Linked DNA regions of Homo sapiens: region 1 is linked to region 2. The links are chromatin contacts, found by Hi-C in ENCODE. All regions are on one chromosome and are shown on one strand. The core of a region is the stretch at or near the end of the contact, and the rest is flanking DNA. Distances in the headings are between cores, read along the strand shown.

Region 1 (3,898 bases), core at 368-2,867, 2.9 Mb after region 2:
GCTACTTACCATTTTCTGGGTCATCACAGTTAAAAAGTCACCAAAGTTCATTTTTCCTGTCCCTTCCTTATCAATTTCACTTATCATTTTCTTAATTTCTTCTTTCTTGGGTTCAAAGCCCAGGGCCCTCATTGCCACCTATAAAGAAAACAGGATCGTCTCAATAAGCACATCTAAAGTAGCAGGAGCAAAAATAACAGTGTTGAGAGCATTAAGCCAGCATCTGATGTGGTCATGTTAATATGATTGGGGAACACTATGACATTGATCTAATTGATATTTGCAATCAATTTTATTGAATAATACTCAAAGTAAGTAAAGACAGGAAAACAGCACAGTACAACCTCCCCTGTTACTTACTGCAGGGAGAAGAGGGCAAAAGGGGTAGAGAGGTGATAGGGAGATGACAAGGAAGAGGCAGAGGAAAGGAAGGGCAGTACGGCAGGAATGCACAGAGCTTGCCTTCAGTTCTTTAACATCTATGGTGCCAGTTCCATCCGCATCGAAAAGATCAAAAGCTTCCCGGATCTCCTGCTTTTGCTCTTCAGTAAGCTCAGGCTTAGGGCTCATTCTTTTTCGCTGAGAACTTGATGCCATGTTTGCCTTCTTAAAGTTGGAGGCCTTTATATGTTATGCAATACACAAGCACAATAATATATCATACAGTCCATATTTACATAACATAGTTACAGACACCCATATGTATTTTTAAAGTCATTTATATAACCAATTCCAAAGCTTTGCTTAAAAAGAAAGATAACAGGGTTTACTGGCAAGAACAATGAATCTTTCCATGAACTTCTACCCCTCCCTTTTCTTTACTGTTGTTTCTAGAAGCAGGGAGATCACTTGTTCAGTAAGGACACCTCTTACTGAAAATCATCCCAAAAGAGAGCCAGTCAAGAAGATGACTGTGAATAACTAGAGATAATCAGCTCTTCCCGAACGTGGGGATCCTGGTTCTGAAAACAGTCTTACGATGCCCACTCCCAGTACTCCCCTTCCCAGTAAGTACTCCGACTTCCCAATTACTTCTAGATTTGGCCAAATATTAGTAAGTTGTTAAGATGTATATTGTGTCAGTACCGAGTAATAAAACTCAATCCATCTGGCACCTTCGTGCCTTCTCCAAGAAGCTAAAGCATCCCCTGAATGCCCCTGTATTTAAATTGTAAAAAACATTGTAACAGAACACGATACACCTTTTCCCAGCTGTGTGTGGAAATTTTGGCAGAATGAGGAGGCCAGGGGGCCAAGGTCTGAGAGAGTCAGGGGCCTGTGAGGGATTCGAGTCTTTTTTGCCCAGGGAGGTTCACCGAGGGGATCAGGGAATGCAAGGGGAGCCCGAGGGGCGGGTGTGGGCCTGTTGTGGGTGAAGAGGAGGCAGCAGCGAAGCGCAGGCCCAGTAGGTTGGTTAGCGTCTGTACCCTACTCTCCCGGGAAAGAGCTCAAAGGAAAGACTGGTGCGCTAAAGCCGAGAAAGGCGCAGGAGAGGCGGCGTGGCCGAGCTGGGGCCTGGGAAGGGCTCAGCCGCTGGGCGTGGGGCGCGACAGAGCGGCAGCACTCACCATAGCCAAAGGAGTCCGCTGCCGGTTGTTAGGCAACCGACGTGTACACTGACTCGGCGCCGTTCCCACCGCCCCGCGCGCGCAGCCCCGCTCCCCATTGGCCGTCCGCTCGTCGCCGCCTCTCCCTATTGGTGCAGGGCCGAAGAGGGTGGGACTAACCTGGCAAAGCCCCGGCCCAGCGCGGGGAGGGGCACGCTGGCGACAGAGCCCCGTCTTTATTGGGCAAGATCACGCCGTGAGCGCCAATTGGCTGAGTCGTCGCCGAGCTGGGCCAATCCTCTTGGTGGAGGAAGCTCGGCTGATTCTCGGCTCACGCGGGAGGGGAGTAAAGGGTGGCGGTCCGGGCCTGGAGTTCAGTGGGTGCAGCCTGCTTGCGAGCTGAGGCCAGACAGGGGGGCGCCTACGGACGGGTAAGAGTCGTGGCCTTGCCATTGGAGGTCACCCTGTGTCAGCGACTGGGCAGTGCGGGAGGGTGGGGAGCTACGGGGTCGCCCGGGTCGGGTGCTTTCTGGGTTGACCTAAGGCTGAGTTTAGGGACCGAGTGCATCAGAGCAGCCAGAAACGATTACCTTGCGTGTTGGAGCAGGGACTGTACTCACGGGGCAACTGAGACCCGGAGAGGGGAAGGGGTGTGCTGAGTGTTGTCGCAGAGGTCGGACGGCTGGGACCTAGGAACTGAATCCAGCCGAGGCTCGCTCTTTGAGGGTGGCCCTTCGAGAGCACCCCTAGACTGACCCAGATGTATAGGCCCCAGACCAGGTTCCAAGAGAGGATCACTTTAGATCTTACCTGGCTAAAAGCAGCCCAGGACGGTGAACTGGGGCCTTTGGGAACGGACTTTGAAAGGAGTGAGGGGGATGTGAGCGAGCATGAGGGGCGGGGAGAGGTCATCAAAATATACTCTTTTTGACACCCACACAATGCAGATAAGGAGGAGCATTCCAGGCCGAGACGCCCTCATCAGCAGAGTCACAGGAGTTTTGGAAGTGAGAGGTATGCTTGGAGAATTAAAAGGGAGCGTGTGCAAGGGCTGTGGACTGACATAGACCTGCAGAAGTGGAGCTGGAGGTCCAGTTTGCCCTCTTTAGCTATCCCCGTGGCTTTTAGCCTTCACCTGTTTTTCCTCCAGGCATAGGGGCAGTAATCTAGGGAGACAGAGGGCAGAGAGTAAGTTTCTCAGACAGAGAAAGGCCCGAGGCTTATTAGAACCTTTTAAATGGAGCTGCTGCCCTTTGCCCTCTTCTCTCTTCAGCAGTGAACAGATTCCTGACTTTTGGGTCATCATCATCCCCCCAAGTAGTACGAGCCAGAGTTCTCACTGTGATCTCCAAAGCTTGGCACGACGTGTCCCCTTCCATCGCTCCACAACTCTTCTCTCGTCTGGCTCACTCCAGCCCCAGAACACTGGCTTTGTGGTTGAACCTCATGTGCCAGCCACACTCCTGCCTCTCATCTTTGTCTCAGTTGTCCTCTCCGCCTGCCTCCTCTTAGGCACCCTATTTAAGTATTGCAGCCCCCAGTACAAACAAGCCACTCACCTTGCTCTACTTTTTTTTCCAACAGTTCTTATCCCCTTCTGACCTACTGTATATTTTGCTTGTTTGTTTTGCTCTTTGTTGTCCCTCCACTAGAAGGCAGGCTGTCTGAGGGCAGGCATCTTTGTTGTATTCACTACTGGTACTCCAGGACCTAGAACAGAGAGGGGCACATATTAGACAACTGATGAGTAGCTCCCCTGTTTCCCAGCTCTCACCTAGCTAGTCCTCCCTGCTCTACCAGGTTAATCTTCGTAGTGAACGGCCCTGGTCAGGGCATCTCCCTGCTCTTAAACCTTCAGAGCCTGAACCGTAAAGGGCTCCTTAGCCTGGCCTGTGATCCCTCTGCCCAGTTTTGCCCCTGGTAACCCTTCTAGCTTAATGTCCCTCCATACCTTGCTTCCCAGTCCGTCAACCTGCAGATCGGAAGCCTGACAGAGTACAAGGGAAAAACACAAGTTCTGCGCAGGCTGTGTGCAGGCTGTGTGACCTTGGGCAAGTCGCTTAACCTCTCTGAGCCTGTTTCTCATTTGTTGAGTGAGACCAGTACTGTCTACCTGATGGGATACTTTTGCATCTCAATGGGATGAACTACTTATATGTAAAGTGGCCTGATGTTGAGCAGGTCTTCAGGCAGTATTACAGTTGACCCCTGAACAACATGGGTTTGAACCTTGTGAGTCCATTTACAGGCAGATTTTTTTCTCATCTCTCCCACCGCTGAGCAGCAGGATCAGCTCCTCCTCATCTTCCTTCTCAGCATACTCATCAGGAAGACCGTGAGGATGGAGACCA
Region 2 (3,965 bases), core at 528-3,027:
AGCCAGCCCCTTTATGGTCCTTTGTTTCAGCCATCTTGGCAAACTGCTGTTCCCAACACATCTGCACAGGCTAGGGCACGAGTTTGCCATTTGACAGCACATCAAGCCCATTCTTTCCACCTGACAATCTTCATCTACCTTGTTTTTCACTGCCTGGGTGATATCCCATTGTTGGTCGTCTCATAATTTGCCTGACCATTCCTCCACTGATGGAGAGTTACAAGTTGCTTCCCACTTTTGCCACTAGAAATGACATTACTTCTAACACTCGCTGTGTGAAGACATGCTGAAGGAAATGCCTCGGCCGCCTGGCACGCCCATCTAAGATGCTGATATCTGCCAGCAAATGACTTTCCACAAAGACTCACCCGTGTACCCTCCACCAACCCATCCATGGTGCCATTTCCTCACACACTTGTGGCCCCTGAGCATGATTATTCTTCTGATGAGTGACCAAAGATAACCAGGTTCCTTGGTTCTGGATTACTTCTGACGGAGGCTGAATGTCCCCCACAGGGCCTGGCCACTTCCATCGGGATAAATGGCTACAGTGAATGTTTGCCTCTTTTCTGCCGCCCAGTTTCTTAGCCAACCCTTTTCTCGTCATCACCACAAAATCACAACAACTGTGTGTGTGTGGAATCCCTAGTAGGAACTGATGTAACTGAAAAGGCAAGAAGGGGGTTGAGTCCCCTCCTACCTGGTGCTGCAGAGAGTACCTGCTTTACGGCCAGAGGAGGAAACACTCTTCCACTTGGTTTCTTTACCTGCACAACAAGGAAGATAAAGAGGAAAGGTCATTAAATGCAAGTCAGCAAAGCTGGTTAATGGCCCTAGGAAGGTCTTCTACTCAGCAGGCATTGGAAACCAAGAGCTGGGAGGGCCGGTCCTAAGAGTAACACATGTGCACCTCACTCACGGTTTGGTTCTGCTAATCAGAGCGGTGGGACCCTCCACATCTGTCTGGGTCACAGGGTGCACCAGTCCGCAGAGCAGAAAATCATTTCAGCAAGTTGAGTCACATTCCTACAGCTGAGCACGCTCCATCCGAGGGGAGAAAAATCACACTTCCCCTCCCATTGTCATCGGACGAGGGTTTGGGGGGCCTAAATCCCATTGTCCACTGCTTAATTCTGGTTAGGTCATGCTGAGCACGGGGCCACAGGCCACAGAGCTATGCACCGCCCGGCCTGGGGTCCAGGCGAGCTTACAGCACAGGGGCCAAGCGGGAGGCAGGGAAGACCGGGCCGAGATGGGGCCGCTGTGTGTGGAGCAGCACTTGCAGACGCAGGTCGCGGGTACACGCGCTTAGAAGGAGGGGGGCCGAGACCATGGGGAGAGCAAGGGACACCAAAGGGCGCTTCGGGCGCGCCCCGCACGGGTTCTCTGCCCGAAACCCAGGGGAAAGAAACCCCAGCCCGCAAGTACCGTCTGCAAGAGGGCCGAGCACACGGGCTCCGGCATCAGGGGCCCTGGTACCTTTCAGCCGCGGCCGGTCTCACGGCCTCTGGACCCTGAGAGTCGTGGGCGTTCAGGGCCGACTCTGGCTTTTGGCCTCAGAGTACAGTCCTCCGCCTCCTCGCGACCCAGCGAGGCCACCGGAGCCAGCGAGGAGACGTGGGCCGCGGTGAGAAGAGAGAGCACCCGGCTCGTGTCAGGGCTGTAAGGTAGCTGCCGCTTACTCCCGGAAACCGGTGGCCAGTGACAGATGCTAGCGGTCCATAACTTCGGCTTTCATGCAGCTCCCGTCGTCCCTTTCATGAGGAACGTACGTGTGCGCGTAATCACGCACGTACGTACACCACGCACGTACGCAGGAGGCCCGTATTCAGCCACGCCTATACACCGCCAAATCGCTAGGAAGCCACGTATTCACGAAGCCACGCAGTGACGTCGCCACGCACGTACGCACGCACTTGCCACAAGGAGACGCTGTTCAGTTTACCGGATCCTGTCCCGCGCCAGCCAACCAGGACAAGGCCGGGGAGCTCGAGACAGGCAGCCTAGACCAAGAACCGGAAGGAGGAAAAGGAACCGGAGGGAGGAAGAGGAGGGGCGGGACGAGACCACCAGGCAGGATTTTTAAGCCCAGAGCTGCGAGACCAGCAGGAAGGAACTGGGAGAAACCAATGGGGAGGGGATGGGGGCGGGGCTGAGAGGAGGAGGGCGGAGCTGGGGGAGGGGAAGGGCGGGAGTGAGGAAACCGCTGGGGCGGGGTTGAGAGTGGGGCGGGGACTTGAGGGGATGGGGCGGGGACTTGGGATGGGGCGGGGACTCGAGGGGGTGGGGCGGGGCTGAGAGAAACCATTGGGGGCGGGGCTATGGGCGATCTGGGCGAGGAGAGGCTGCAGGAGGAGCTCGCGGACTCCTGAGAACCAGCGCGGGGAGGGAGGGGGCTGGTGAGAGGAGGAAGGTGGGGCTGAAAGAAACCAGTGGGGAGGGGTTGGGGGCGGGGCTTTGGAAGCTGGTGCTGGAGAAGCAGGGCAGGGCTGGGGGAGGAGTGGGGCGGGGCGGGGTTCGGGGGGGGCTGGGGCTCGGGGAGGGGTGGGGCGGGGCTGAGGGAACCGCCGGGGAGGGGCTCGGGGGCGGGGCTTTGAAAACAGCCTTTGGAGAAGCGGGGCTGGGGGGGCGGGGCAGGGCCGAGGGGAACCTCTGGGGTGGGGCTGGGGGGTGGGGTTTGCACGCAGCCACAGGAGAAACAGGGCGGGGCTCAGAAAAGGGTTGGATCGGGCTGAGAGAGACCGCTGAGGGGGGTGCTGGGGGCGGGGCTTTGGAAGCACCCGCGGGAGAAACAGGGAGGAGATGGGGAGAGGCGGGGCTCGGCGCGGGGCGGGGCTTCGGAGGCAGCCGCGGGAGAAGCAGGGGGGGGTTCGGGGCAGGGCGGGTCTGAGCGAAGCCATTGGGGAGCGGCTGGGGGCGGGGCCTTTTAACCAGCCGCAGGAGGAGCCGGGTGGGGCTGGGGCGGGGCGGAGCTGAGAGAAACCGCTGAGGATGGGCTGGGGGCGGGGCCTTGGAAGCAGGCGTTGGAGGGGCGGGGTAGGGCCGGGCCGAGAGAAACCACTGGGGAGGGTCTGGGGTCGGGGCTTTGCCATCAGTGGTGTGAGGAGCAGGCCGGGGCAGTGGGCAATTGAGCGAGGAACAGCTGCGGGAGGACTCCGCGGACTCCTGAGAACCAGCTTAGGGGAGCGGCGGCTTGGGGAGGTGTAGGGTGGAATCACGAGAAAGCTCTGTGGGAGGGCCTGGTGCACAGCTCAGCTGCAGGGTGGAGCTGAGGGAAAGCCGGGCGTTCCTGGAGGAGGAGCAGGGCGAGGCTGTGGCAAAGCGCTGTGGGAGCAGATGGGGCGGGGCTGCGGGAAAGAGCTGGAGAAGGAGGAGCCAAGCTGCACCAAGGCTGGCGGGTGAGAATTGCGGGGGAGGAGCTAGTGCAGAGCTGGAGGAAAGAGCTGAAAGGTTGTTGGGGTGGGCAGAGGGGTAGGAGAAGCGAGACGGGGCTAGAGGAGGCGGAGCTGGGAGCGGTGATGAAGGGGTAGCAGGGCGGGGCAGTGGGAAAGAGCTGTGGGAGGAGGAGCTGGGGGTAAGAAGCTGGGGCTGTGGCTGCAGCGGGGACTGGGTCAGAGCTTCTGGAGGAGCCGCCTGCAAGAGGAGGGCGTAGTTGTGGGAAAGAGCTGTGGGCGGAAATGGTTAAGTGCCGGGTGGAGCAGGGGCTGGCGTCGGAATAGCTGGGGCGGAGCTGCGGGAGGAGGAGCTGGGGGGCGGAACTGTGGGAGGAACAGCTGGGGCGGAGCTGAGGGAGGAGGAGCAGGGGGGCAGAACAGCTGGGGTGGAGCTGTGGGCGGAGCTGCAAGAGGAGAAGTTGGGGACGGACTTGCAGGAGGAAAAGCTAGGGGTGGAGCTGTGGGTGGAGTTGGGGGAGGGAGCTGAGGCCCTTCTGTGATGCACCCTTAGGCAAGAGTCCAAACTTTCCC

The links. A loop is a pair of places that touch in the nucleus more often than their neighbours do. Pooled maps may share reads with other maps.
Region 1: a loop to region 2 is called in a map of naive thymus-derived CD4-positive, alpha-beta T cell, with 15 times the contacts of the local background. The contact joins the promoter of CETN2 here to the promoter of EOLA2 in region 2. A Hi-C loop is called at or near these places in 1 of 168 maps with a recorded cell type or tissue (naive thymus-derived CD4-positive, alpha-beta T cell), 1 of 37 single-sample maps with no recorded cell type and 6 of 50 pooled maps.

Annotation. Positions count from the first base shown.
Region 1 is chrX:152,829,140-152,833,037 of GRCh38, forward strand. CETN2 (centrin 2) reads right to left here and starts at 1,618. Exons shown (of 5, transcript NM_004344.3): 1 at 1,569-1,618; 2 at 463-621; 3 at 10-138. The coding sequence starts at 1,571. It overlaps NSDHL (NAD(P) dependent 3-beta-hydroxysteroid dehydrogenase NSDHL), which reads left to right and starts at 1,924. Exons shown (of 8, transcript NM_015922.3): 1 at 1,924-1,978. RefSeq lists a silencer at 1,518-1,857.
Region 2 is chrX:149,936,714-149,940,678 of GRCh38, forward strand. It overlaps EOLA2 (endothelium and lymphocyte associated ASCH domain 2), which reads right to left and starts at 1,778. Exons shown (of 5, transcript NM_001013845.2): 1 at 1,480-1,778; 2 at 720-767. EOLA2-DT (EOLA2 divergent transcript) reads left to right here and starts at 1,835. Exons shown (of 12, transcript NR_027456.1): 1 at 1,835-2,073; 2 at 3,946-3,965. RefSeq lists silencers at 2,224-2,493, 2,604-2,683, 2,964-3,023, 3,674-3,783.